Linked DNA regions of Homo sapiens: region 2 is linked to region 1. A link is an interaction called in ENCODE POLR2A ChIA-PET data of the cell type or tissue named here. Cell type or tissue: PC-9. All regions are shown on one strand. Each heading gives the region's core, and the rest is flanking DNA. Links, peaks and the distances in the headings are about the cores only. Region 1 overlaps MAGI1 (membrane associated guanylate kinase, WW and PDZ domain containing 1). Region 2 overlaps MAGI1 (membrane associated guanylate kinase, WW and PDZ domain containing 1).

Region 1 (15,734 bases), core at 5,157-9,156:
CAATACCATCTTTTTGTAACACTAAAATTTACAATCCAGTTAGGGAGGAGGTGTAAAAGATTATTTAATCAAGTAAAGGAATTCACACCTGTTTTCTCTTTCTTTTTCAATGTTCCATATCCCCTGAAATTTTATAAATGTGTACTTTTTTTTTTTTTTTGACACGGAGTTTCGCTCTTGTTGCCCAGGCTGGAGTGCAATGGCGCAATCTCGACTCACCACAACCTCCGCCTCCCAGGTTCAAGCGACTCTGCTGCCTCAGCCTTCCCGAGTAGCTGGGATTATAGGCATGTGCCACCACGCTGGGCTAATTTTGTATTTTTAGTAGAGACAGGGTTTCTCCATGTTGGTCAGGCTGGTCTTGAACTACCGACCTCAGGTGATCCACCCACCTCGGCCTCCCAAAGTGCTTGGATTACAAGCATGAGCCACTGCGCCCAGCCATAAATGTGTACTTCTAACATAAAATTTAATCTGGCTGAAACAAATATTTGGACCATAGTAAAATGCTTCTCTATAATTTGTTCCTTCCTTTCTTTTTTCTAGCAAGCTTCAGAGCCAACAGGGCGCTTCTCCTGGAAGGTGAAGTCATGGTGACCTACTGCTCTTTATTCAGTCTGACATGTATGTTAATCTTCTCTACTTACTCTTAGACTGTGGAATATGATCCTTCCAATGGGAGACAGTGGCTTTTCTCTTACACTTTTCCCTGTCTCCTCACCATAAATAAAATGAAAACTGAAAAATGTCTCCCCTACCAAAAAATCTCTGTCCCTTCTTACACATCCATAATATGTAGCTCCTACAATGGTCTTCAATGATCCCCACCTCCTGGTATTCATAACCCTGAATACTTTTCTCTCCATAAATGTAGTACTGGCTTATTGACTCAATTCTAATAAAAAGAATTGATCAAAAGTGATGGATGTCACTTCTAAGATAATGTTATAAAAAGATTGTCTTCTGTCTTAGGTGATCTCTCATTATCTCCTGGATCCTTTTTCCTAGAAGGATCCACATGCCATATTATGTGGCAGCCCTGTCAAGAGGTCCACGGAATAAGGGAGCAAGGACTGTCAACCAGGAGAATGATCCTGGGAGGAGATTCCCCCACCATCCCAGGCAAGTTTTCAGATGAGACTGCAGCCCAACTGACAGTCTGACTGTATCTTCATAAGAAACCTGAAGCTCAGGATCCCAAGTTAAGCTGTGTTCAGTTACTGACCCATAGAAACAAGGAAATGCTCAATGTTTGTTGTTTTAAGCTAAAAACTTGTGGAGTAAAGTAAATAAACGTCAGTTTGTTACATAGCACTAGATAACTAATGTACCTTCCCAGCTACAGACTTCCACAGCCAAGATTAAGACTTATTTACCCACCAGTTAACTCACTCATTTCCAAAGACCCCCAGATTCTAGAGGACCCCTTCTTCATTTCGCTCTCCTCATCAGGTTCCTGGTATAGGGAAATAAGTCATCACCATGACTTAAACAGTATGGACTGTTTTGTTTTGTTTTGACATCAAAGCAACCAAAACAGAATGGAACTAAAAGAAAGCAAGGTTTAAACTTTTAGTCCAGTTTCAACTCCAGTCTCAGCAAAGCTCTGAGAGAAGAGAGTTTTATGGTCAAAAATGTTTGGGGCTCTTCCCCTAAATGGCCTGAGGTGAAAATGGTTCACCATTCTCTTGACCCAGAAACCCCCACAAAAAGCATGCAAATTGACAGGTTAAAATTTTCATTTTCACTGCAAGAACACCTGTGGAACCACCCAGGCCATCGAGGGTATGCAGATATGAAAGCCACCAAGTATCTAAAAGATGTCACTTGACAGAAGCAATGTGTGCCATTCCAAAGCTACAACAGTGGAGTTGGTAGGTGTGTCTGGGCCAAACAGTGGGGCTGGACACTGGGTCGGTGGCCCAAAAAGAGTGCTAAATTTTTGCTGCACATGTGTAAAAATGCAGAGAGTCATGCTGAACTTAAGAGTTTGGATATAGATTCTCTGGTCATTGAGCAGATCCGGGTGAACAAAGCACCTAAGATGTGCTACAGGACTTGCAGAGCTCACACGGTCAGATTAACTGATACACGAGCTCTCCCTGCCACATCTAGATGATCTTGACTGAAAAGGTACAAATTGTTCCTAAAGCAGAACAGAAAGTTACTCAGAAGAAAAGGATATCCCAGAAGAAACTGAAGAAACAAAAACGTATGGCACAAGAATAAATTTGGCATAAAATAAATCCAAGTAAAACAATTTTAAATGTCTCGAGAACACTACAAGCTATGTCCTCTTCTCAGAGAGCCCTGAAGTTTTAACATATTGAAAGCTCTGATCTTGCCAAAGAACTCCACTTAACTTCAAAACACACCCTCCACACACATCATGATCAACTGAGATCTTACTGAACCAGAATCCTAAATGGCATACTTCAGGAACAGGGGTCCAGAGAAGCAGTTCTCAAAGTGCAGCTTAAAAAGAAACTGAAAACCCAATTCATGCAAGACCTAGGGCTTATTTTAGAGCATTTTCCAGTGCAGATTGGATCCAATCTAAACACATAGAATTAAATTACGAAAAATGATACAGACTATTACCTACCAATCACCCACTAAAGGACACCCCAGGGATCCCTAACTCCACTCTTAAAGTTTAGGAAGACATCAGCACTCTTTGTGGCCATGCATTAATTTGCTCAACCCTTTCCTTCATCTGAGTATTTCCTCTGCCCATTGAAATCCTTGGGCATAGGCGGGGCACGGTTGCTCACACTGTAATCCCAGCACTTTGGGAGGCCGAGGTGGGAGCATCAAAAGGTCAGGAGTTCGAGACAAGCCTGGCCAATATGGTGAAACCCCGTCTCTATTAAAAATACAAAACTTAGCTGGGTGTGGTGGTGCACGCCTGTAGTCCCAGCTATTCAGGAAGGTGAGGCAGGAGAATCACTTGAACCCAGGAGGCGGCGGTTGCAGTGAGCTGAGATTGTGCCACTGCATTTCCAGCCTGGGCAACAGAGGGAGACTCCATCTCAAAAAAAAAAAGAGAAGAGAAGAGAAGAAAAAAGAAAAGAAAAGAAAGCAATCCTTGGGCACATAGAGTGTCGTGGTTAACATGATGGGCCCCTGGAGTAACGCTGAACTTGCTATCTGACCATCACTTACTATACATGTCAACTAATCTCACTAAGTTTCACCATCTTTATCCAAAAATGAGCATAATAATAATATCTACCACACTGGAATGCATGAGATAATTCTCGTTTAGCTTTGGCACAGTGTCTGGAACAGAGTAGGCACTCAAAAAATGCCACCTATTGCTACATTTTTCATCATCCAATGCATCAGATCTTAAATTAACCAATTTTAGTTTCCAGCCGGGTCCAAACACCTCAACATATTTCTACCACATCACTCACAACTGCACCAATTTCATGTCTTTGCTATGCCTTTGCACTGCCAGACTGAAGAACTTGATGTGTTAAGTTCACTCCCATGTGGCAGCTCTTAGCTCTTCCTCCCCATCTGTTCCAGCCACACCTGTCTCGACCTTCTCTGGTTCCAAATGACAACCTGAATTTTAGAAGTTTCACAGTCTTTTACGAAAGGTAAGTTTTGCTGTTTTGCTTCCAGTATCATTCAGGATGCCAGCCAATAGTTTGCTGGCCTTGTGATCCGCCAGACAAGTTAACCTGCAAAGCCTATCAGATTCTTTTGTCCTTTTCTGGTTCAAAGATGAAAAGCAGGTAGACAGCCGGGCTAAAAAAGCTTAAATCTTTCTTTTATAAAATTTGGGAATAAAAGCCTCAAACCAGTAGTAACAATGCCACTTGTTACTTGGCAACAACACTTCATTTGCCAAGGTCAGAAGCCATCGAAACTGACTTTGTGCGTGGGTAGACATACACAGAGCAAAGGAACAGGGACCAGGCAGCTATAAATCCAGCAGCCACCAGCCCCTCCAACAGAAGGCAGTGGCTATGTGAAAGTATTATTTTCAAGATCATCACTAGAATCTATGAAAATGACTCCTAAAGTTGGCTAGAGTCTGCCTGAAAACTAGTCTTATTCTAGGATGCAAGCCCTTATGTAGTGCGGTCTCAAGTGAATAGCAGCTGGAAAGGGAAACTTCACCCCAAACTCTGCAAAATTGCAAATCAAGGGCAAAGTTGAGACAATGGATGCAGGTTTGGCCTTTGAGTGACCTTAGTAAGTTACTTAGCTACTCTAACCACACTTCATTTGTAAAACAGGGGTCATGATCTAGATCTTCCAGAGTGTTATAGTTAAATGATGCTCTGCCACCAGAGTCATAATAGGGCCCCACAAAGGTCCTTATAGTAAGTCTGAGTAGCAACTGCCTCAAAGTACCAGCAGTCATGATCACCAATATGTTTTGAGCACACACTCTGTAAAAATATGTGCTTTCGCCTTGTAACAGTTCTGAAGCAGGTTCTGTTATTATTGCCACCACAGATGGCATTAACTGAAGGTCTGAGAGGTAAAGTAACTTACCCAAGGCAGGTAGGAAATGGTACAGCTAGAACTCAGATCCAGGCAGTCTAATTCCAGGGCCTATGGTCTTAGCCATTATACCACATTGCCTCTGTGAGGAAGCATTAAATACATATTTGAAAGGATGGATGGGTTGACAAATATAATTATCTGGTGCTTTCATCCTCTGGGGTCCTACTCCCCCAAACAAAGGAAAGAAACATTGACTTGTCCTTTCAGATTACAAAGAATAGCAATGTCTTACAAAAAAAAAAAAAAAAAAAACCCTAAGCACATTTGTTTATACCAATTTTAGGACAATTATTTCCTAAACCAAATTTTTACTACCCTGAAGTTCGGTACTTATGAAAACACTGCCAACATAATGAAATGACTGTGCAAAAAGCAACAGCTGATCACTAGAGGCAATTTTCTTTCTTATAAATACAAAAATCCTATCAGCTAAAAGAATGTAGCATGACAAATCACAAATCAGAGACAGAGTCTTCTACATGAGGATTTAAAGCTCAAGAATTTCAATGTACTTAATAACATAAAATCTGAGGCAGATGGCTCAATGCTTTAGAATTCCCAAATTGTTAAGGGTATCCTGGATGGAAATACCCTAGCTAGGTTTCTATTTCTTTTCTGGCCGGCACCACCTGGTGGTTTTTTTTCCTCTAAAATCTAAGTCCACACAGGCCATAAAATTAAGATCTGGACAGCATTCTTGTTGTCAAAGTGATCCACGGAAGAAATCTTTAATTTCATATTCATATAATTCTAACTAACATATTAAACAAATTTTATTTTTATCCATATGGAGATAGTCTCATCTCTAGTGCATTTTCTTAAATATATTTATCAATGTGTATGATAAATATCAAAATACATGAATTTAAAATCCCGAGAGTACTCTTGAGCTTACACATCATGGGGAACAACCAACACATCATTCAACTATCATTCATTCATCCTCTCAATCGTTTATTTATTCTTTTATGCTAAGGATGCAGAGATGATTTTGTATAAGTTAAATGTGCTTTTGATGATGAAATTCCACTGGGTACTACGCTCTTCACTATTTTACAAGTGAGGACACTGAAGCTCAGCCTAACTAAGGAATTTGTCTCACGTCACAGAAATAGCAGAGCTGGGATTTAAATGTAGTTTTGGAACCAAGCATGGTGGCTCACACCTGTAGTCCCGGCAACTTGAGAGACTGGGGTTGGGGTATACCTTGAGTCCAGGAGTTTGAGTCCAGTTTGGGCAACACAGTGAGACTTCAACATTTTGGTTGATCTTGGATAGCTCAGAAGTGATCAATACCCTTCCCCGATAGAAGAACAAAGGAGACAACCAGAGAATAAGAGTTACCCAAAGGACAGGAAATTCATTTCCCCAATTTATTGCCAGAATTAAAAAGAAGAAGTCAGAAGCATTCCACTTTGTCAGACCACGTGTCTCTGTTTGGTTTACTGGAAGAATGGTGAACATGGGGAACTGCATGTTATCCTAAATGAAACTTCATATAAAAGAAAACCAAATGAGAAACATATGGAAGAATTAAAGTGGCGAGCTAAGTGAAGCAAAGCGAAGCAACTTAGAATGTTTCGTATCCTACGCTGGTTCTGAGCAGGCTTAATAAGAAGCTGACATCGATATCTGATGGCCTGAGAATCTACTTCAGCACTGAAGTACACTTACTCCTGGCCCCATGGACCTATTATTGTTCAACTTGCAATAATGGGACACTTCCAAAGAGCTGACAGGCAATCTTTAATTAAAATACACTGAAAATAACTTGAGGCACAGTTTGCACAAAGAAAACAACTGCTCTCTTAAGTTACCCAACATAAGTTGTATTCTTTTTTTTTTTTTTATTTTCTTTCTAAGCTGAGAGTTTTCACTGAAGGGAAGAAACTGATTTTACAATTAATTAAGAGATGAAAAACCTATAGCTTAGCAGTTAAACACCTGGGTCCTAGACCCAGATAGGCCTGAGTTTGAGCCCAGTCACCTGCAAGCTGAATGTTCTTGATCGTTATTTAAACTCTCTTAGCCTCAGGTCCCCCATCTTCAAGTGGAGAAGACTTCCTGCCATAGTACACACCACAGCAGATCACCAAATGTTTCCAGCTCTCTGCTGCTGTGGACACTTCCTGGCTTACTGATTTGTGAGTGAGTGGGGCCATGTGATTGGTTCTAGCCAGTGAGTTGTATGCAAAATGAAGCAAATCACTTGCACTCCAAACACTTAACTGGCAGCTCAAGACTATTCAGAGCATTCTTTTTTTTTTTTTTTTTTTTTTTTTTTTTTTTTTTTTTTGAGATGGAGTTTTGCTCTTTTTGCCCAAGCTGGAGTGAAGTGGCGCAATCTCGGCTCACTGGAATCTCCATCCCCAGGGTTCAAGTGACTCTCCTGCCTCAGCCTCCCGAGTAGCTGGGATTACAGGCATGTGCCACCACGCCTGACTAAGTTTTTGTATTTTTAGTAGAGACGGGGTTTCGCCATGTTGGCCAGGCTAGTTTTGAACTCCTGACCTCAGGTGATCCACCCGCCTCAGTCTCCCAAAGTGCTAGGATTACAAGCATGAGTCACTGCACCTGACCCAGACCATTCTTTTCCCTTCTGCACAAACACCAGCAATGTTGGGTAGCCTCTTTGTCAGTCTGAATGACAGTGATGAGCACAGTCCATCTCCCTACCATTGACCTATTTGCTGCACAAGTATCCTAAGCTAAAAGTAAACTTTCATATATATATATATATATCATCAAATATACATATATATATATCATCAAATATACATATATATCATCAAATATACATATATACACATATATATATCTCACTGGGATTTGAGGGTTGCTGGTCTGTTATTGTTAGATGTCTAATACTGACTGATAAACTACTTCATAAGCTGGTTGTAACAACTAAATGAAATAAAGAATAAAGCCTGGTAAGATGTCTGTAAGTGCTTAATAAATGACATTTTGTTGCTGCTGTTAAGAAACAAGTATTTCTTCTACACAATGGTTAGACTGTGTATTTTTCATCACATCTAACGAAGGAAGAACATTAACTGAGCTAAAATACTTTCTCCTTCCTTTTTCCAGGTTCCACTAAAGATTTGATGTCAGTGTTTGGGAATCTACAGAAATTTAACCCCAAAGAAACCAGCTCTCCCTCTCTAGATTCAACTTTAAACTGCACAATTTCTCTGAAATGCAGATAAATTAGTCACTTTACTAATTTGGTTCAAAGCAAGAATATGTATCTGAAATTAATTTATCAATTATGTACTATATCATTTATATACTATTATGATCTAGGGTCATACCCTATATTTTTTTCTAAATCACTGATATTAGAAGTGAAATAAAACATTACCAGCCAAACTTGTTTGAATACCCTATTTCTTTATATATATAAAAAAATAGTGCTAATTTAAATGTATGTTACAGAACATACTAAGAGTTTGAACCCATGTGTTTGTGTCATGCTGTAAATTATGGTAAATGCAGTCCCCTTCTTTTGCAGTATACAAACTAGAATGACCAACTGTCACAATTTGCCTAAGTCTTGACCACTTTTAGTATGGAAAAACCTGGAAACCATATGCAAACTTAATCCCAGTTTGCCCGGCGCTTTCTGGGTTTTAAAACTGAAAGTCTTGCATCCCAGGAACACTCTCAATCCAGGGTAAACCAGGATGGCTAGTCATCCTAATGCAAAGATATCCTTGAAGTGTCAAGATAAGCAAGACACCTCTTCCTGGAATGTAAAGATACAAGGGAGGAACATTACATCATCTAAAAGAGTTTTCCATTAAAACAAAGATATATAATAGAATACGATATAAACTCTGGATGAACTTTTAGAATAGAACTCAAGCTGTCAAAGTAATGTTGGGCTTTTTGTCCTCTGTTTTTACAGGGGCACACTGGAGAAAAAGACCAATAAGCAGTGCTTTAGAAGAAAAGCCACCGACACAGAAACAACCAGGATGCAACGTTCACTCCCTCCCTTACTTTCTCCACGGCTGAGAACAGTCATTAACCTTGCTCTAGGCCCCAGTCAGGCTACCTTTATTTTAAAAATATGCCTCAAGCACGGCGTGGTGGCTCACACCTGTAATTCCAGCACTTTGGGAGGCCGAGGCGGGCGGATCACCTGAGGTCAGGAGTTCGAGACCAGCCTGGCCAACATGGTGAAACCCTGTCTCTACTTAAAATACAAAAATTAGCCAGGCAGGGTGGCAGGTGCCTGTAATCCTAGCTACTCAGGAGGCTGAAGCAGGAGAATTGCTTCAACCGGGGAGGCAGAAGTTGCAGTGAGCCGAGATCACGCCACTGCACTTCAGCTGGGGGACAAGAGCGAGACTTCATCTGGAGAAAAAAAAAATGCCTCATTAGAAGGCAGGGACTTAGCTTTGTTCACTGCTGTATGCCTGGTACCTAGAACTATGCCTGGAGTTTGACTAAATGAGTAATTAAATCTCTCAGCCAGGGATAAAACTAATATCCACATCAGGATTGTTGACGCTATCAAAGAAGATCATATACATAAAAGTGCTCTGCATATTAACAAGAACTGTACAAAAGTGACTATTATCTTGCAGATCTCTTGATTACCTTATTTTCTCCCACACAATGACTTATGAGTATTACATTGTTGCCTTATTTGGATTTTGATGGGCACTGGTGATGGAGTGTAAGCTTGCAAACTAAATAAAAAAAAATCTGTTAGGTTGCCAGGCGCGGTGGCTCACGCCTCTAATCCTAGCACTTTGGGAGGCCGAGGTGGGCGGATCACTTGAGGTCAGGAGTTTCAGACCAGCCCAGCTAAAATGGCAAAACCTCATCTCTACTAAAAATACAAAAATTAGCCAGGCGTGGTGGCATACACCTGTCATCCCAGCTACTCAGGAGGCTGAGGTAGGAGAATCGCTTGAACCCAGGAGGTAGAGGCTGCAGTGAGCCGAGATGGTGCCACTGCACTCCAGCCTGGGCAACAGAGCAAGTCTCTGTCTCAAAAAAAAAATGTGTTAGGCTAACATGTACATACACATACAAGATGGCCACATATGTTTGGAAATATTTTCAAAAATATACAGGCAGAAGTCGAATGTTTATGTTCAGTAATATAAAAAAGTTTAATCAAAGAAGTTTTAGAACATATGCATCATAAGGAGGAAGATATTGCATAGTTTTGATCTGCGAAAGAGGCAAGAACGGGGGAAGAATTTGAGAGGAATGTGGATAAAGGCCAAAAGTTGAATCATATGGGGAAGGTTTTTAAGTAGGAATAAAAGCGAATACATTGAGCTGGAAGTGGGAAGGCTCAAGGAATTGTGGGCCCAAGGCAAACTTGTCAAACCAGGAAGATATCTGGTAGGGCTGTAAACAGCCTAAATACCAAGCAAGTTCATGCATCATCACTACCTATATCTGTCCTCCTTGGTGGCCCTATCATAAGGAAGAAATCCTTGCCAAGGTTATCCTGCTGGTGTCTTCCACAAGGTAACAAGGTAGCTGGCGATGGAAGTAGCATTGCTGTCTAGGATGGGCTCTCTGCACCTGGCCAGCATCAGTTTTGAGCCTCCCCAGAAAGGAAGAGGAGGGTAGTGAGCAAACATATCTTGCTTGTTACTATTGCTCTCACGTTGTGTTTCAGATGGTGGAACAACATGTAAAACTCTACCCAGTAGGTAAACACTAGACAGACGTGCGTATATACACACACCTCCATTACCATAAAAATGTTTGAAGACACACTTGACACCAATTTTTTTTTTTTTTTTTTGAGACAGAGTTTCACTCTTATTGCCCAGGCTGGAGCACAACTGCATGATCTCAGCTCACCGCAACCTCTGCCTCCCGGGTTCAAGTGATTGTCCTGCCTCAACCTCCCAAGTAGCTGGGATTGCAGCCATGCACCACCACGCCTGGCTAATTTTGTATTTTTAGTAGAGACAGGGTTTCTCCACATTGGTCAGGCTGGTCTCGAACTCCCGACCTCAGGTGATCTGCCCGCCTAGGCCTCCCAAAGTACTTGGATTACAGGCGTGAGCCACTGCACCTGGCCAACAACAAATTTTAAGCAATCGGCAAAGTATCAGAAAATATTTGTGGTTTTGGCTGGGCGCCATGGCTCACACCTGTAATCCCAGCACTTTCGGAAGCCGAGGTGGGCAGATCATGAGGTCAGGAGATCGAGACCATCCTGGCTAACACGGTGAAACCCCGTATCTACTAAAAATACAAAAAAAAAAAAAAAAAAAATTAGCCGGGCATGGTGGCACGTGCCTGTAGTCCCAACTACTCGGGAGGCTGAGGCAGGGAAATCGCTTGAACCCAGGAGGTGGAGGTTCCCTCCGGGAACCAAGTGCATTGAGCCGAGATTTGTGCCACTGCACTCCAGCCAGGGCGACAGAGCGAGACTCCGTCTCAAGAAAAAAAAAAAAATTAATTGTGGTTTCTACTCTGGGACACATCAGCAGCATCTTTGTTAATTCATAACTCAAGATTTAAAAATAAGTCTTCAGATTAATGATAGCCCAACCCAACATGATGTGGTAAACAGCTCAACTGAAACCATAAACATCACCTTGCTTGTGTGATATAAATAGTTCTATAAGTACATGTTTAATGCATTGATAGGTAAATTCCTAGTAGGGCAAAGATAAGATCTTAATTCATTCACCTATGCATACTTTGTGCTGACGAAATTTTTAACACGAGTTCCATCCCTCAAATGTTTCAATATCAAAAGTCTAAAATGCATACCATGCTTTTACCAGCTGCTGGGAAGTTGGAATGTATCAAAACGTATTCATTTCTCAGTTCTGCCCACACTAACCTCCCCATTAACTTAATATTAGGGAGACAAGCAATGAATTTCTGGATCAGTAAGTAAAACCTGAGACGTATCCAAAAAAGGGCAGCTGAATGCAAGGAAACAAAAGCAGTCTCTATCCTCACAAGACCATATTTTATTAAATGATTTCAAAATGCTTCTCTCTGTTTGATGCATTTTGCTGCTGATACTCAATATGGAAGCCTTCCAGGGAGAAAGTGGTTATCTCAATCAAGAAGTGCCCCGACAGGCCAGGTGTGGTGGCTCACATCTATAATCCCAGCACTTTGGGAGGCCAAGGCTGGTGGATCACCTGAGGTTGGGAGTTGGAGACTAGCCTGGCCAACATGGTGAAACTTCATCCCCACTAAAAATACAAAAAAAATTAGCCGGGTGTTGTGGTGCACACCTGTAGCCCCAGCTACTCAGCAGGCTGAAGCAGGAGAATCACTTGAACCAGGGAGGTGGAGGTTGCAGTGAGCCAAGATCATGCCATTGCACTCCAGCCTGGGCAACAGAGCGAGACTCTGTCTCAAAAAAAAAAGTTGCCCTGACAAAAACAGGTTAGCTGTGTAAAAATTCTAATCTTTTATTTAAAGGTTTAAAAAAAAAAAAAAAAGCATCGGCTACTCAGGAGGCTGAGATGGGAGGATCCCTTGAGGCCAGGCGTTTCAGAAGAGTCTGGGCAACAAAGTGAGACCCTGTTTCAAATTTAAGACAAAACACAACAAAGAAGTAGCAGAAAGAAACAAGGAGACATGAGTACATGCAATACACTTTCTCCTTTTCACTCAAGGATTTTGCTGTCCCAGTAAATGTGACAGTGCTTTGTACATACAACTTTGAAAGAATAGGTGCATGAGGCAATAATGTGCCTCCATCTCTCCATGAAAATCCTGAGTTCTCCTCAAAAGCTCAGAAATTCCCATGCCAGCGTCTTCACAACCACCATTTCCATGTGATTAAAATAAACAGCCACCTTTTCTGAAAAATGGATAACTTTGCAATATGTTCATGGAAAAGCTCAATGCTGTTCTTACAAATACTACTCAAGGAAGTTTTGTTTGGAAGAATTTGAATAAAATGTCCCACGAGAGGGTTCTGCAAATGAGGCACAAACCTAAAAACACAGCTAGTCTCTGTCACCTAAATGAGCTGCTGTGGCCTGGCTCATCTGGTAGCACCATGACTCGCAGTTCCTGCAAACCTCCCAGGGTGCAAAGCCATGACAGATGGTCACACTACTGAAAGGGGAATACCTACAACCACAACCAAAGGGAGAAGTCCACAGAAGTCCACAACCAAAGGGAGAAGTATGACACCTTGGAAACGTAAACAGCATCCCCTAATCAAGGGCTGCAAAGTCAAACGTCTACAGGGACAAGGAAGGTAATATAAATAACTACGTACAACATCTGCTGGGTATTATGCAAGAGGGGATGGATGGTGCTGGCTGCAGCTGCAGAGGGTGTGCCACACCTGAAGCATAAAAATTATTATTTAAACTCTGGGCTGATAAAAACCTGCCCAAATCCGTGGGGGGCGGGGGTGAGTTTACAGCCTGAAGCACTTAGCACCCTAACCAGCAGACAGGATGTGCTCATTAAAAGATGCCATTATAAGCAGGAAGCCTTGTGAGTCCACAAGAGAAAAAAAGGCCTGTGAAATGTTTGCTTTGAGATCCGCAGAAAGAGATAAACAGTACCAAAGAAATGGGAGGAAAGGGCTTGGTGCGATGGCTCACACCTGTAATCCCAACACTTTGGGAGACAAGGCAGGAGAATTGATTGAGGCCAGGAGTCTGAGACCAGCCTGGGCAAGCTAAGACCCCCATCTCTACAAATAAAATAAAGTAACTTTAAAAATAAAATAAAATAAAATGGCCCAGCATAGTGGCTTGCACCAGTAATCCTAACTACTCAGAGACTGAGGCAGGGGGGATCACTTAAGCCCCAGAGTTATAGGCTGCAGTGAGCAATGATGAGACCACTGCATCCCTGCCTGGGCAACAGAGTAAGACCTTGGAGGAGACGGGAGATGGGGAGGAGAGAGGGGAGGGGAAGGGAGAAACAGAGAGAGAGAAAGGAAAAAAAGAGAAAAGAAAGGAAAAGAAAAGAAAACATAATTAAATAAAATCAGAAAGTAGGAGATAGCACATGTAGATTTGTAAGAACCAACACCGGATAGCCCATTAACCCCCATAGATACATTGGCTCTGGTGGGGAAAAGCACCATGCCAATTCAAGCAAATGTGAAATGAAGCCCTTCATTCATGTGTATCCACTCACTCATTCTTTCCCTCACTTACGCAACAGCTAGTCACTGGAAGCTTCTCGCATGCCAGGCACCCCTGGCTCTGGCCTGAGGACATGGTGTTAGACCAACACAGGACTCTTCCAGAGCTTACTGTGTCCAGCACTGACCAGCAGAATTTTCTTGATGATGGATGTATTTTAGATCTGCTTTGCCCTATATGATTGCTACATGTGTCTACTGAGCATTTGAAATATGACTATGGCAACTGAGGGACTGGGTGGGAGGAGTATTTTATTATGTTTAATTTTAACTAACTTATATTTCGATTTAAATAGTCACATATGGCTAATGGCTACCATAGTGGATAGTAAAGGTCTAGGTAGGGTGTCCAGGCATCGCCCTCGGGTTGGGGAGAAGAAAAAGCAAAAGGGAATAGAAGACTCCAGAAGAGTAGAATGCAGGTTTTACCTCCCTGTATACTCATAACTTTCTCTATACCAATCAAATGCACAGCTTATCCATTCCTGCCTCCCACAACCCTGTAACATACCCTCCCAGATGGCAGAAGTTAAAAATGAATGGCAGATGGTGACACTCAATGTCCTACTCAATAAAGTGTGACCAGAGCAAGACTCGATGAACTCAGGTATCTGATCCAATTTGACCCAAACTGCAATGCTGCCCAATGCTGTGTTCTTTCCTCACAGCCCTGCCTGGAGAAGGTCATCGGGTGACACAGATGCTGCATGACTATAGAAAACAATGATTCTAAGACAACACGCCAGGCTTTCCTCCCCTCCATTCTGACATATCTCAGATGAACAAGTAAGGACATCATCACGTGCTACACCTCAATGTCAATGGCACTTTTTCAAGAGGTCAGTGTGTCCCCTCCATACTGATGCCTGGGACACTGAAGTTGGGAGCTGATGGTCTTAACCCTCTCTGCAAAACTACAACGGTCTCTTGGCTCCAGCCAGCCGCACAAACTAACAGGACCTTGCCTCTCCATGGGAGTTTCTGGGCATGCTCAAGTTCATGAGACGCCTAACGGAAGGGGAACTCAAATCGCCCATGGATCCAGACTTCCTTTTCTCTTAATCCAGTGACATATTAGAAACTGTCAACTAACCTACCAGAAACACAGGAATCACATGAAAACCAATACACCCTGACGGCCCTGTTTACTTGACAGGAGTTGGCCAGCTCCAACAGAGGTAATGGGGCTTATTGGGGCTCATGGCCACTGCACACGCACAGGCTACACCTGGCAGAAAGGCAGCCCTTCTTTCTCAATAGCAGTTGGCCTTTGTTCTTAAGGTCAGTTGCCAGAGTCATGGTCAGAAGCATTTAGAACAGGAAACAGAGCTAATCTTTACAAGGACTGGCAAGTAGTTTCCTGGAGAAAAGAAACATGAGAGAGTACAGCACAAAAATCTAGTACTGGTTCAGATTTTATGAACCATCAAAACACAGAAATGCTACCAAGTAATGCTGCAGAGATGTCCTATTCTTCACATTTGAAGAAGTTAAAAATTGATAAACTTTTGTTCATTATCACCCTATGATTGTTTGCAAATCAGAAGACTTTCTTAGCTATTCTCTAATTTACAACTGCTAATCTTTGCATTACTCCAGCCAGGGCAGCTATCATCAGCCCCAAATCACACAGAAGAAAACAAGAGCAGAGGGTCCTGCTGGGTCACACGGTTCAGGGTCCAGAGCTAATCGCTCAGGCTGCCTTGGTAGAGATATTTGCCATACCATATCGTAGAAAGCTGGTCAGCAAAGCTGTGATTTTTAGCTCTTCCAAGTATATTGCCCCTTGGAAGACCTTATAAAGGTTTATAAACTTTAGATGCTGTCTTTGGTGAAATTTTTAAAACTGCTATGTACTAGGAAGCTAGTCAGGTGGTGCTGTAGTCTGCCACCCACATAGATGGGACAGACACAGAAGGGCCTGCTTTACCTGTGTGACATTCGTTTCGTGGGGACACAGTGAAAACATCCCTTAGACATTTAAAAAGAGGTAGGAAGGCAAGAAGGGGGGGAACAAATGGGTCTAATCACACAACATTTAGGTGATTAGGCAGGGATTCATGAAAACCTAGTGTTTTAAATA
Region 2 (15,734 bases), core at 3,926-7,925, 160 kb after region 1:
AATCTTTAGCACTTCCCACTCAGCACTAACCCCATTCCTAAATCTCCCACGCCTTCCCCTTGTGTCTTACTATACATATTGAGGCCATCAGTGTGTGTGAGTGGAAGGGGGGAAATCAAAGGGAGAGAAGAAAATAGCTGAAGGACAAAGACAAGGAAAGAAGATGACACAAAAAGGAATGGCAGCACCATGCCAGGGAGAGATTTGGTAGAGGACAAGAAACATACCACAAAGAGATCTTCCATGCATCTCCCATGGATCTACCAGGAATCTAGAGATGGAATGATGACAAATAAACAGAGAGGGAAAGGGCACTTAGGAAGGGCTGCAAAAGGGAATCACCTGACTTCCAATAAGATTGCAATCACTTCTAGGGTTGGTTCCTGGACTGGATTTCTTTGAATGACACACTGGGCCTCGAGTCAGTCACTTCAAAACTCTGGATTTACTTGGGTTATGTTGAGCTGATAAAAAATTATATTTAGAGAGATCAGTAATTTGTTAAGTGACAACTCAATTCTTCCCATCACTGAAATTTGTGACTTTACCACTACCAGACACAGCCAAGTAAACAGAAATCTATCACATTCATTTAGCCCTTATTGTCTATTGCTCATGAGGATTTAGCTGTCCACCAGACAGGAACCAGCAACCAGTATGGAAGCACTTGTGTGGCTGGCTGCTATATGAATAATGTCAGCAAATGTGAATTAACTCATGAGAGGCTGAAAAACTATTACTGCCAGTATTGGATACGACAAAAAATGAAATCCCACCTTCTAAAGACAGAAAGTTGCCCAGCATTTTATTTCAAATGTTAAAGTCTTAAAAGCTTCTCCTAAAGTCAAACAAGTAACTTTTCACTTGTGACACATATATACACACATATAGGTATACATGTATATGTGTTTATGTGTAGGTATATATGTATATATGTGTGTATGGGTATGTATATGTGTCTATACATATACATATGAGTAAGACAAACTAGAATGGTTTATTTTCAGCATATGTCAAACCCTAGGCAATGCTGAAGTAAAGCTTTTTCATCTGTTTAGACTCTGATCATCCTATGGTACCAGAACTTTAAGGAGGTTTCTAATGATGTCACATATAATACTGTCGTTTAAAGAAAGTATGACATAAAAACATATCAACACACAGACACATAAATAAAACAGGGGAATGGGATTATGAGTTTTAAATTTTTGTTTCAGTTTTTTCTTGGTTTAGCGGTCCTCTCTTTGAAGAACATGGTTTTGTTTTGTTTTGTTTTGTTTTGTTTTGTTTTGTTTATTAGAGATGCAGTATCACTCTCTCACCCAGTCTGGAATGTAGTAGCTCAATCATAGCTCACTGCAACCTCAAATTCCTAGGCTCAAGTGATCTTCCCACCTCAGCCTCCCAAGTAGCTAGAACTACAGGTGCATGTCACCATGCCCAGCTATTTATTTATTTATTTATTTATTTATGTAGAAACAGAGTCCCACTTCGTTGCCTAGGCTGGTCTCAAACTCCTGGCTTCAAGCAATTCTCCCACCTCGACCTCCCAAAGTGCTGAGATTACAGGTGTGAGCCACCACACCTGGCCTGAAGATCACATATGTCACGTAAAGTCTATTAAGCTTGACTACACTCAGGGTACAGTGCAGATGCTGGGTCCCATGGCGCTCAAGAGGGAAGGAGTCCCTGGACCTGCCTCGGTAGAACTTTATCAGTTCTATCTCATTGTCTCCTTTAAGCCCCACGGCGATCCTATCTTCCCAATGACACACTGTCTCTTTTCCTATATCATTAACAGGTAAGAATCAAGTTGTAAACAGAAGAATTAGGAAGCCAAAAAGCAGGAAAGCTGAGCAACACACTCAAAATCTAATCGCTGCCTGAGAAATCAGGAATTGACTCTAAACACTTGGACACAGCATGTCACCAACACAGTCCAACTCTAGTGAGGAGGAGGAGAGCGAGGAAGAGGAAACTCAAGAGCATAAATGTGCAGGATAAGGGAAATGGTGCAAGGCTGAAGAGAAATTCCTTAACTGCATCCTAAGCAGCTGTTGTCAGTAGGTCTGTTGCTGATGCTTCCGAGGAAACATTTCAGGACCATTTATCAAGGGAACTGGTAGCAGTAATATGGATGGGCTTGACTCAAACAAGAAAATATACTGCAGACAACAAGGAACATAGCTCATAAGTGAGATGAGCCCTAGTACAGCAATAACCATTTCAGTGTATTTGCTATACTTTCCTTAGGGCAGAAGAGAAGGAAAGATACTAAATTGGAGGAGGGAAGAATGTGTGCCCCACACACTAGTCCTCTGGAGCTTATCTGGCTCCATAGATTTTTTTTTTTTTTTTTTTTTTGGACATAGAGTCTCACTCTGTCACCCTGGTTGGAATACAGTGGCCTGATCTCGGCTCACTGCAACCTCCGCCTCCCAGGTTCAAGCGATTCTCTTGCTTCAGCCTCCCAAGTAGCTGGGACTACAGGCATGTGCCACCATGCCCAGCTAATTTGTGTATTTTTAGTACAGATGGGGTTCCACCATGTTGGCCACGCTAGTCTTGAAATCCTGACTCCAGGTGATCAGCCTGCCTCAGCCTCCCAAAGTGCTGGGATCATAGGTGTGAGCCACCATGCCCAGCCTGGCTCCATAGATTCTTACTATTTAGTATAGTTCATAGGACCAGCATCAGCATCACGTGGGAGTTTGTTAGAGATGCCCAACCTGGGCCTACTGAATCAGGACCTGCATCCCCAGATAATTCACAAGCACAGTCAACGTGTGAATTTACAATGCTGGGCCCTACACCATCTGGTGAACCGAGAGATTTCAATCTTTTCCTCATCTCCTCCTCCATTTAGTCTCTAAAACATGAGCACCCACCACATGTAGGCACTATACCTGGCAGGCACAGCAATGCCCTTGACCCTCACGCAGCTCAGAGCTGGGCATTCTGGGGAACAGACACAACCCATACAACCACAAACGCACATAAAGATACAACTGAGTGGCAAGTGCTGCAAAAGGGAAACAAGTGGTCTTATGAGAGCATTAAACAAGATGAGATTCTGTCAGGCCAGGATCCCTGGAGAAAATGATGTTAGAATTGAAATCTGCAGGATGACTACATATTAAGTAGGAAGAGTATGGGGGGGCAGGGAACAGTGTCCAGCCAAAGAGGAAAGGCTTGTGCAAAGACCCCATGGCATACCACATTACAGGAACGACAAGAGAACACCACATGTACAATGAAGCTGGCCGGGGGGCAGGGGCCAGACCATGAGGGCTCTTGTAGCTCTAAATACTTTGATCCTAAGAACAGAGAGAAGCCCTGAGAGGCTTTAAGCAGGGTATGCCAGGTTAGAGAAAAGAAGGTATAGGCAGATCCCAGGAATTTTACTGAGGAAGCAGGTCTCAGACCCCAGCTATCCCCATTTGTATAAAAGTTTATCTTCCCTTCCCTTCTAACCCAGGGCCGTATCAGGCGTAAGCCGGCCTGCCTGCCACCAACCCCACAAGACAAACTGAGCCCCTTTCCTACCAAAGAAATAAGCAAGAAGTGCCCCAGTGCTAAAGCAAAAGAAAAACACACACAAAGATGAATATGCCTGGTGGCTGCCCCAGGACATTGGAGGGAGTGATGCATAGTACTTCAGATTCTTAAAAATAAAGAATATCCGGCCAGGTGCGGTGGCTCACGCCTATAATCCCAGCACTTTGGGAGGCAGGCGGATCACCTGAGGTCAAGAGCTCGAGATAAGCCTGGCCAATACAGAGAAACCCCGTCTCCACTAAAAATACAAAAATTAGCCGGGCGTGGTGGCCGGTGCTTGTAATCCCAGCTACCCGGGAGGCTGAGGCAGGAGAATCACTTGAACCCCAGAGACCGAGGTTGCAGTGAGCCAAGACCATGCCACTGCACTCCAGCCTGGGCGACAAGAGTAAAACTCTGCCTCAAAATAAAAAAAGTAAGGAATATCTGAATTCAAGACCTGGTTCTACCCCTGACTACCTACACAAGGTAAACTTTCCAAGGTTCCTAAGAATGCCTAACGATACCTACATAATAATGTTACTGAGAGAATTAAACAGTAGTGTCTACAAAGCTCTAAGCATGAAACTTAACACATAGTAGGTGTTCAATAAAAAATGTATATCTTTACACAGCACTGTGGTTCTCAACCTGCCCTCATGAGCACATTAACTCTTCAACCTAAAAGAATCATTGTTGGCTGGGTGCAGTGGCTCACATCCATAATCCCAGCACTTTGGGAGGCCGAGATAGGTGAGGCAGGTGGATTGCTTGAGGTCAGGAGTTCCAGACCAGCCTGGTTAACATGGTGAAACCCTGTCTCTACTAAAAATACAAAAATGAGATGGGTATGCTGGTGGGTGCCTGTAATCCCAGTTACTCAGCAGGCTGAGGTAGGAGAATCGCTTGAACCCGGGAGGTGGAAGTTGCAGAGAGCTGAGATTGTCCCAGTGTACTCCAGCCTGGGTGACAAAGTGATACTCTCTGTCTCAAAAAAAAAAAAAAAAAAAAAAAAAAAGAATCATTGTTTATTTTTAAAAACAATAACGACTAACATATAGAAAATGCTTAGCCACAACATTAAGCAATGCTAAGCATCACATGTATTAGTAAGTCATCACAATAACACTATGAAATGGGTGCTGCTATTAACTCCATTTTACAACAAAAAGTATACAGAAAGTAAGGAGCCTGCTCAGGTACTGAGTGTGAGTCTCTGTTCTGTGGTGCCTTGGCCACTCCTCAGGGCTCCCAATATGCATATCCCTAGGCAATAACTTGGGCAATTCACAAAGTGCTTTCCCCCTTATTCTAGGTCTCCTTGAACTACGGAACTCTTAGCATGATATTCACTGATGCCCAACAAGCCTGCTTCACTCAAGTAAAAGGCTGAATGAAAGAAACTGCCTCTTGAAAGAATCTGATCCTCTGACCAGGGTGCAGGCCGGCAGATGATAAGAGGCTGAAAACAAGCACACTTCTAGGCGTTCCTCACTTACACCATTATAATGAAACGAAGCTTTCTCTGGCTATATGGGGCTCTGATGTCATTAGTAGGACAGCTCTTTGAAAATCCCAAACACCCAAATTTTGATAAAATCTAACTTTCTTTTCAGAATTTCCAGTTTGTGGTATTTGGAGAAGTCCCATAACCCCTACATGAACTGAACTGTGTTTATTTCCAAATTTTCTGCACACCACTCACTACCAACTTGGTGTTTACAAAGCACCTTTGCCCTCAGGATTTCCAGGCAGTGATAAAAGCATAGAGCAAATATTTTATGGCCGGTCTCATCCTAGTGCCGTAGTGGGTACACAGAATGCCAGCCAGCTGTAAGCAAAGGGGCAGGACTTGAAAGCTTTCTCAGAGGAAGCCAAGTGTTACCTGTGGTATTTAAATGGAAAGAGGCCTGTTGAGTCAAGTGCCTTCCCAGGGAACTGGAGGGACACCAATTTGCCCAAAGTCATCCCTGGCTGGGGAATATAATAGAGGGCTAGAGTTCAGACTTTTCTTCCAGCTGATGATTCATTTAGGACAAAAGAATTTACCTTTCCTTTCAACTCTCTGTGACAAAAGGTTGGAGATACCAGAGGAAGCCAATTCAGCTAACTTCAAGGGTGTCCCCACATGGCAGCACACATAAATGCGCCAAAGGGAAAATGAAAGGGAACGGCCCAAGTATTCTTTTCTCGACAACAAACGTTGCAACAGTCCTAGAGCGACGAAAAGATAGGTTTGAAAGCTAGTCAAACATGAGCTCAAATCCAAGCACACCCACTTCCCAGATGTGTGTTCTTGGTCATGTTACTGAAGAAGGTGGTGCTTATTAAGCCAATTACACACACACAAACATACACCCCTATGTCATATGCCCACATGCAGTGAACACTATGCTGTACTATGCCACCCGCCTCCAGGATCCCCCTCCAAGACTTGTGTTGGCTGCAGAGAGTCACCTTCCCTGAGGTCACATAGCCTTCCCAGAACAGCCGCCTCCAATCCTTGTTGACTTGAGGGTATACAAGCCTTGCCCTATCATCCCAACCCAGGACAATACTGAAGAACCATCTCAATGTCAGAGCTTCCTGCAGGTCGGCTGGGCCTTGGTTGAGACGACTTCACAGCCTAACTTCTCCTCCAGCCCAATTCCTTCAACAGGAATTGATTCCAAAAGCATTCCCTAACCAATGTCCTATATGGTAATCATCTCTGAGTTTGCTTTCCAGGAAGCCAGACAATATGCTGAACCAAAAAAAAAAAAAAAAACTGGAATGAGAGATAGTGAAGTATGGCCAGGTAATAGTATTAAGTTATTTGGATTGTCCTTTTTTCAAGGTCAAGTAAAATGCAATTCTAGCGAAAAAAATGAGTTAACTTTTTTAAAGGGCAATAGGATACCCAACAGATGTCCAATACTTCCTTTTTCCTTAGCTGTAACTCCCCCTACATCACACAACCTTGTCTATATCGATTTGCTTTTGCTTGTTTTAGTTAGGATGGGCAACAAAATGGTATTTCAAAGTTACATCCTTCAAATTCAAAAGAATGACAGCCACTGAAACATTCTATGCTCAGTTAACCCAAAACACCAAACTTCCAGATGCATACAGGCTTTAATCTGTCAAACTTTTAAGTAAACTTTTCTTGGACAAGTTATCAAGTAACATCTTAGAAATTATTTTTTTAGCAGAGGGCAAATAAAAAGGAATTACACCATGATCCACTCAACATGAATAATACAAACTATACTTTATGCAGTAAACATTCATTCCAAGTTTTTCCTATAAATATAAATATGAGAAGAGGTAGTATTAAAAGTTCCATATCACCAGTCTTACCTTGAAACAAAAAAAAAATATTAAGACTCAGTAATAACTAGCTAATTTCAGAAAAGCAGAGGTAGAAATGGATGAGAGATAAAAACAGACAACCATTTGGGAGCCTGAGGCGAGTGGATCACTTGAGACCAGGAGTTTGAGACCAGCCTGGCCAACATGGCGAAACCCCATCTCTACTAAAAATACAAAAATTAGCTGGGTATGGTGGTACACATCTGTAATCCCAGCTACTTGGGAGGCTGAGGCAGGAGAACAACTTGAACCTGGGAAGCAGAGGCTGCAGTAAGCCAAGATCGTGCTACTGCACTCCAGCCTGGGCAATAGGGTGAGACTCCATCTCAAAAAAAAAAAAAAAAGAATAAATAAGGGGACAGATGTGAAATCATCTAGCACAGTGCCTGGCACATCAGAAGTGCCCCTGTAATGTCCGGTAAATCTGAATCACTGCTATTTTTTAACTGCAGCTCTTTCCCACCCATCCCCATTTCCTCTAGGGTTTTACTGGGAAGCAAAGAAAAGAGGAACCTAGCCAACTCTGAAGCCCACTCTAGGTCAATAGTTTGCATGTAGCTCATTTAATCATTTTAACTCCTATTGTGTCTAAATTTATGTTTGAGGAACCCAGGGGTGGGGAGGGTCACAGTTTTAAATTTTTTAAAAAGGTGTGCTGTTTTCCCAAAGAAGAACTTCAATTCTGGCTGGGCACAGCGGCTCACGCCTGCAATCCCAGCACTTTGGGAGGCCGAGGCGGGTGGATTACCTGAGGTCAGGAGTTTGAGACCAGCCTGACCAACATGGAGAAACCCCATCTCTACTAAAAATACAAAATTAGCCAGGCATGGTGGCACATGCCTGTAATCCCAGCTACTTAGGAGGCTGAGGCAGGAGAATCACTTGTACCCAGGTGGCAGAGGTTGCAGTGAGCAAAGATTGCACCACTGTACTCCAGCCTGGGCAATACAGTGAAACTCTGTCTCAAATAAAAAAAAAAAAAGAAAAAAAAAAAAGAACTTCAATCCAACTACCTTGGAACCAAATTAAAGAAAAAGATAGAGGCCAGACTCGGTGGCTCAAGCCTGTAATCCCAGCACTTTGGGAGGCCAAGGTGGGCGGATCACGAGATCAGGAGACCGAGACCATCCTGGCTAACACAGTGAAACTCCGTCTCTACTAAAAATACAAAAAATTAGCTGGTCGTGGTGGCGGGCACCTGTAGTCCCAGCTACTCGGGAGACTGAAGCAGGAGAATGGCTTGAACCCAGGACGTGAGGCTTGCAGTGAGCTGAGATCGCACCACTGCACTCCAGCCAGGGCAACAGAGTGAGACTCTGTCTCAAAAAAAAAAAAAAAAGAAAGAAAGAAATGCAAACATCCCCACTAGGTATTTGAAAAAGCATGTTAGGGCCAATGCTACCCACTTTTCTCAGACAATGAAAACATCGTCAATGATTTGACTGAAGACTTATTTAAGTAAAACGGAGATACTCATACACCTGACGAAAAGAAAAAAGGTAACTTCTCCCCTGATAAAGACCATGCAATGGTGGCTCCGCAGTGAACCACTACATAATGTATCAGGGCCATCTTCCTCAATTTCCCTCATAAAAATAATACCTGCTTGCTGTAAACTACACCAACGAGTCACCTATGTCACAGCCCATTTCCCATTTCTCTTGCCCCAATTCCAATCCTCAGAGGAAGGTAGGGTAAACACATAATTCACCATCCAAAGCAGTTCACCAAACACTGAAAGAGGGTACTATTAATAATTATACCAGAACAACAGGTGTAAACCAGATATTTCCCAAACAAACCGAGACATATGGTCACCCTTCTCAGAGGTAGCCACAGGGAACATATCCTTGTTGTTCCAGATCTTTTTTTATTTTTAAGGCACACACAAGCATACCCAACCAGGTCAGCAGTAGCTGTGATATAACAATGGGATCATCCTATAGATGCTGTCTCTTACTTTTTTATTTAATATATCATCATCTGTTTACATGTCAGGACAGAGATCCACCTCACTTTTTTAACTGACTACAGAATAAGCCACTGTAGGGAGATACCATATAATTTTTCAACCACCCACAACACATATAAGCCAACTTGAAATTTTTGTCTTTACAAGCAATGCTATATAGAGAACACAGCCCCACATATATCTTTTATGAGTTTGAGTATTTCCAAAGAATAGGTTTCTAGTGGTAGAAAGGCTAGGTCAAAATGTTACCATTTTTAATAGGTTCTTCTCAATACTCTCCAAAGAGGCCTTATCAAATCATTTCAAGACCAAGAGTTAATAAACACTTGTGAAATTCTGCCAGGCTGGTAAAGGACACATGCTATCTCATTCCGTCATTTTCTTAAATGTTAACTTAAGACACTCTGGGTCCATGGTACACTTGGAATTTTCCTGCCTCCAGGCCTTTGCTCCCACTGTTGCCTCCACTTAGAATAACATTCCACCCCATCTCTATAAATATCCTACAGACAAATACTACCTTCCCCTTAAGGCCAGTTCTAACCCTAACTGACAACAAATCATCGCTACATGATCTTTTCCTTCTGGGAATGCCTGCAGCACTGTTTAATCCTGCCCCACCACCATCCCCTCACCCAGCACCCTCTCCCAGACCAGACAGGGTGGCTCATGCCTGTAATCCCAGCACCTTGGGAGGCTGAGGCAGGAGGATTGCTTGAGCCCAGGAGTTCAAGACCAGCCTAGGCAATACAGTGAGACCCTGTCTCTACAAAAAAAAAAAAAAAAAATCTAAAAAATAAAAATAGAAATACAAAGACATAATACACACGTACTAATTGATAAATTAAGACAGCTATGGTAAATAAAAATAAGCTTTGGATATATAAAAGACCTGGATATAAAGCCCTGGCTCTGCTGAGCCCAGTAAAGCACCTTACGTCCTGCAGGCATCCATTTCCTCATTGATAACTGTGGACGCAGCCAACCCCCTCCCAGCCTGAACCTAAGAACCTGGTTTGTTTCCCAACTTTGCCTACCATTAACAGCAGTGAAAAAAAAAAATCTTAACTCCTCTGTGCCTCAATTTCCTACTCTCAAAAATGGGAATGATTATAACACATTTCATAGAGCTGATTGAGAAGTAAATGAGTTGATAAAAAGCACTTCCAGCAAAGGATGGCATAGAGTAAGGGGTACATATATGCTAGATATTCTATAGCTACTGCCTTAAAATAACAATTAGATGATATTTTTTAAATATGCCAAAAAGTTTATAAGCAATAAATGTCTAGTAGCTTAATTTTTATCCCATCTACACTGGAATAATCAACAGAAAGAAAAATTGACCAAACCAGGAAACTACCCTGACATAAAGTTTATTGGAAAATGTCTATACGCATTTTCTCTCTTTCTATCTGTACATCAATCATTCTAGAACACTAAAGACTCAGGGATCACTTAATTGCTCTATCATCATTTGTAGCTTCCTACAGAGTGGTGACTAAATTGAGACTTCAAGAAATCGAAAGGAAATAACATGAGGACATAAAGACAGTATACTTAGAATGTGTTTCTATCAAATATGCTCCATATAATTTGGTCCAACAAATTCAGCTCTATAAAATCTCAAAGGAGGTAGTGGTGCCAGGAAAGAAGATAAAAACCCAGAGTGTTAAAACAGAAGTGTTTTGAGTCAATTACGAAGTCTATTCAGCGCCTCCACAAGCCTAGAATCAAGTGATCAGATTCAAAGGAGGAAAACTGACAAAATTAATATGGTAATAACTATCAGTCATTCAGTGTTGCCTTTGCTCTGTGTTCCATGCCGAGAGTTGACTGCATCATTTCATTGAATCCCTGTAGCAATCATATAAGATATGTGCTCTTATTACTGCTACTTCACAGAAGTAAAAACATGTACCCAAGGCCACATAGCAAGGAAGCAGCAGGACCAGATTTGAACCCGGACTACATGAAATTCAAATCCTGTGCACATAATTACTGAGCATACAGCCTCCAAGCCAGAAAGGTGGAAGGGTCGACTGGGTCAAAGCTGATGGCGGGACCGAAGAACAGCTGACCAATACACACACCCTTTGCAAAGAAGCGACGAGGACACGTTGCTGGCAAGGCTCTACTCTGGCAATATGTGCCCCAGCACCGGAGCTGGAGACTTTGGGTAAGTGGTGCTCCGGAGAGACCCAGGGAAAGTCAGGCAAAACTGAGCAAGAAAGAAAAGCAGAATGGAGGAGGTCAGGACATCAAGAAAATCTGACTCCACCTGCTTCCAAGGGGAGTGGGAAGATAAAAGTCAAATAGGACAAGGTGGAAACAACCCAATCTCCATCAACAGATGAAGGGTGAGCAAAATGGGGTACATACACAATGGAATATTATTCAGACTTTAGAAGGAAGGAAATTCTGACACGCTGCAGCGTGGATGAATCTTGAGGACATTACACTAATTGAGATAAGCCAGTCGCAAAAGGGTAAACACTGTACGATTTCACTTTTATGAGGTATCTGGAGTAGTCAAATTCACAGAGAAAGAAATTTAGAGGTCACCAGGGGCCAGGGGAAAGGGGAATGGGGAGTTGGTAATAGGCACAGTAGGAGAAGATGAAAAAGTTCTGGAGATGGATGGTGGTAATAACTGCATAATAACCTGAATATACTTAATGCCACTTAATTGTATAATTAAAATGGTTAATTTTATGTTATGTTACGTATATTTTACCACAATTTTGTTTAAGTCTCATAGAACCTTGCTACGTTCATGAAGTGCCAAGTTGCACTGCCGGGAACCCCAAGGAGAAAGTAGGAGTTAGTCAGTGCGGGAAGACGCAAGCACTTGTGTCTCAACACGCGCAGGGCGCGGCTGCAGATGGAAAAACCGGGAAGCTCCGCGCTGCAATGAGCCAGGCTCGCAGTGAAACCATCGCCAAGGCACCAACGTCTCCCTCCCAACGGAGGGTGCAAGGAAGGGTGCCTGGCCTCAGCTTTCTTCAGATCAAACTCCAGGGGGTCACCTACCCTTAATTCACACAATGGTACATCACACCCTGAAGGGGATCCTGCCACCTGTCACCAGGCAACAATGCAGCCTCCTGACGAACACCAAGCTAGAGGAAACCCACCGCTGTCACCTAATCTGCTGTCACCTAATCTCAGACAAGTAACAACTTCCAAGGCTCAGGGTTCTGACCGCTAAACTGGAGAGGATGGTACACACACTTCACAGCACGTGCTAAGGATGAAGGATGGTGCACGTGTGGCCCTCAGTGCAAAGCCTGAGTAGAGAGGCACTAAATCAAGCTCCACTATTGTTATCATCCGTATAGGTCTACTCTCCTCGGTTTTCACTTTCATACATGAAGCCCAACAGCCAGGTGACAGGACAGATTGGGCAGGTGAGAGCTGGAAGTCATCCCAACTTTGAAAAGAAAGGACTCTTAGGAAAACACAAAGAAGGAGGCAGAAACCATTAGAATAGTTAAACAATGAGAATGCTGAGAACCAACAAGCTGAGAGAAAAAGCAAACATCTTTACTCTTCTTTGGGAATTAATATCTGTAAATTGCTTTGTCTTGGACTCATTTATTTTTCCTCCTTTGATCTTGGTCAGAGATGCGGTCCACAATTTTTGGTGGTTGTGCTTCATGAACACACAACCAGGAGACAAAGATAAGGAAGGACACTTTGGTGGGGGGGGGGGGTGTCTGCACATGCCCATTTAATGTTGTTTTCTTTTACAAGCCTGGCTGGAACAAAATACCTTTAACCTCCACTACACCCTCACCCCAACACACACAGGAGCAGCCCCTGCATATTTTCACACGTGTAACTTTCTGCTACCACCAGGGGATGTAAAAGCAGAGTATTTTCTTCCAAAGACTGACTGCCTGGTTAACAGCATTTGGCCATACTCTAGTACCCCAGAGGTGACATCCCATTCTCTACCTTCCAACAAGGGTATTCAGTGCCAGGAGTTAAACCCTGGGATTCCAAAATTCTAGGCTAAGTGGCCTCCAGCCAGGCACAAAGAGCCAGGCATTTTTTTTTTAATAGATGCAGAAACTGAGGCACAGAGAGGTTAAGCAAGTGATCAAGGTCACACAGCCGGTAAGGGCCGGTGAAGGAATTGAAAATAGGCCAGTGACCACTGTAACCAGTAAACTATCTTGCCTCACATGGATCATGATCACCATCCCTTGTGGCTAGGTTCCAGGTGGACTTGGTACAGCCTTTGGTGGCCGCTGATGGGCTGGTGACCCTCTTTGCAGCCTTCTGCATTCTGAGTGCTCGGGGTCTTAATCAGCCACCTGAGCTCTGACTCTCACCTCACTCAGCACAGCATGGGTTGGTCTCATTACTTACCTCCCATCCTCCTCTTTCAAGTCATTGCTTGTCAAGTTTTGCAAGAATGAGAACTGGCTGTCTGATCACCTCTCGCTCTTCCCTTTGGGAAGCCACAGTGTGTCTCCATTGTTCCCCAGAACTGTTCAAGGCTTCCGGTAAATTCTCGTATCTTCCCTGAGCCATATCCAATTGGAAGGTACCTACCCACACCAAGAAGGATGCCATCTTGATTGGTTCATTCATTCACTCATTCATTCCACAAATGTTTATGCTGCTCAGCTGCCAGGTACTGCCTGGCCATAAGGAGAGTAGAATACATGGATTATGGATCAGATTCCTGCTCTCAAGTGATTACACTCCAGTGGAACAGATAATAGGCAGGCTAACTTCAGATGGTGATGAGAGCTAAGAAGAAAATAAAGTGAGCTCAGGAGATGGTGAGTGAATCTATGGGGAATTCTGTGAGAACTAGAAGGCAGGGTTTCCCAATCTTGCTGCTATTGGCATTTGGGCCAGATAAATCTTTGTTGGCAGTGGGCTCTCTGGTGCATTAAAGGATGTTTACAGTACCCCGACCCCTACCCCTCTATATACCAGTGGCACTTCCCAGATGTAACAATCAAAACTGTCTTCAGACATTGCCAAATGTTCCCTGGAAAGGCAACATTACCTCAGTTGAAAACCACTGATCTTGAATACTATTTAACAGCACAGGCTCTGCAATTAGAACCAGATTAGAATTGCAGTTTACTAGCTGTTAAGTTAAAGCAAATTACTTCACCTCTCTAAGACTTGGTTTCTTCATCACTAAAATGGGTTAAATTTTATCTACTTGCAAAGTTGTTGCAAAAATAATAATAATAAGATAGTGTCTGTGGAGAGTTTGACAAGAGCTCAGGTAACAAATGATCAATAAATGGGAGCTGTATTTTTTAACTCATCGGGTCAAGTTAAAACTCATATCCAAGGAGTCCACTCTTACCTCATCCATACTCAATTGCAATTAAATTTCCCATGGCACCTGTCCAATTTGACCTTTCTCTAAATCCACCATCCCATTGGAGGTAGCTGTCAGAAGTGGGGATCAGTTGGTTACTTGACCTGGCATCTATTCCATGGCTTCTCTCTTCTCAACAGCACCTCCCTCTTCCTTAGGGAACCATGTTTTGCTCCCAGTGCAACAGTCAAAAGGCCCAGATAAGGACTGACCCCACCCGTTACTGCAAGTGGGCACCAATTTGCATAAGCATCAATGATTAGGGATTGCAGAACTAAGGCATTCAGCACACAGTACATGACGTTCCTCTGGGTCTCTCTCTCCCTGGCTGTGAGTAACAAGGCATATCACCCGTTTGCCCCTGTTATCCATCTGCAAATAAGAGCCATCTTGGCCGGGCGCAGTGGCTCACGCCTATAATTCCAGCACTTTGCGAGGCTGAGGCAGACGGATCACTTGAGCTCAGTTTGAGACCAGCCTAGCCAACATGGTGAAACTCCATCTCTATTAAAAATACAAAAATTAGCAGGGCATGGTGGTGCACGCCTACAATCCCAGCTACTTGGGAAGCAGAGGTAGGAGAATCGCTTGAACCTGGAGGTTGCAATGAGCCAAAATCACATCATTACACTCCAGCCTCGGTGACAGAGCGAGACTCTATCTCAAAAAGAAGAGCCATTTTGAGGCTCAAGACAGGAGGAGGGTGAAAACAGCAGCTCTGAGAGAATCAAGGCTGTCCATTACAGATATGTAGGTTGTATCTTCACAGGTAGTCAATACAGACTATCGGCAGCTCTGAAGCAAATTACAGAGAAATTGGACCCATACGCTGATTGAGCCATACCTGAAGCTCCATCCTTCTGAAATTCTAAGTTATATGCATCAGTTCATCTCCTTTGCTACCTAAGCCATTTGAGTTGCATTTTTTAAATTAATTATAACCAAAAGCATCAAGTGATACAACAGTTTAACTATACAACCTCGGGGTAACACAGAGTCTCCCACCCTGCATAAAATACTCAAGTTGAAATCACTTTTCAGTCATCCATTATATTCACTCATTACAGGTGCTGGAGACAGAGCAGTCAACAGGAGAAAACATCACCCCTAACCTACTTCACCTGGGACAATGAGCGCACTACCATATGCTGAGCTTAAGAAAACTGTCATCGGTAAATGTACCGATTAAAAAGAAAAAGGCCAAAGGACACTAAAACATGATCTACCCCAAGCTTTCAAAGTTAAGAAGCATCAACCCAACGTATCACTCCAACCGTGTCTTGGAGCAGCTGGATGTGACACCAAAGATCTGTAACTGTCCTCACTATTTGTGGAGGCACTGTCTTCTGTGCCATTCAATACGGTAGACACTAGCCACAAGCAGATAGATTTAAACTGTGTGTCAGTACAATGTAAAATTCAGTTCCTCAGCCACATTACAGGTACACAATTGCCACATGTGGCTAGGGAATAAAATATTGCACAGTGTAGATAAAGAATATTCCATCATCACAGAAA

Evidence for each region. Peaks named below come from ENCODE experiments on the same cell type or tissue, not always from the same donor. Only the 100,000 strongest peaks of a DNase experiment are listed, where the experiment ranks them.
Region 2: POLR2A ChIA-PET joins it to region 1 with 6 read pairs; 2 of 35 experiments call an interaction of 5 or more read pairs at or near these places.

Annotation. Positions count from the first base shown.
Region 1 is chr3:65,842,218-65,857,951 of GRCh38, forward strand. The region is part of intron 1 of MAGI1 (membrane associated guanylate kinase, WW and PDZ domain containing 1); the gene reads right to left. It also overlaps the pseudogene RPL17P17. Among named protein-coding and RNA genes, the nearest start is that of MAGI1-AS1, 44 kb to the right of the region's middle. In PC-9, for the core only: no CTCF peak of the experiment used is centred there; no DNase peak of the experiment used is centred there.
Region 2 is chr3:66,005,550-66,021,283 of GRCh38, forward strand. All of the region lies in intron 1 of MAGI1 (membrane associated guanylate kinase, WW and PDZ domain containing 1), which reads right to left. It overlaps LOC124900543 (a long non-coding RNA gene), which reads right to left. Exons shown (of 2, transcript XR_007095951.1): 1 at 1-15,734. Among named protein-coding and RNA genes, the nearest start is that of MAGI1, 26 kb to the right of the region's middle. RefSeq lists enhancers at 3,817-4,317, 5,232-5,824 and a silencer at 5,345-5,639. In PC-9, for the core only: no CTCF peak of the experiment used is centred there; a DNase peak (open chromatin) is centred at 5,472; H3K27ac peaks cover 1,345 bases.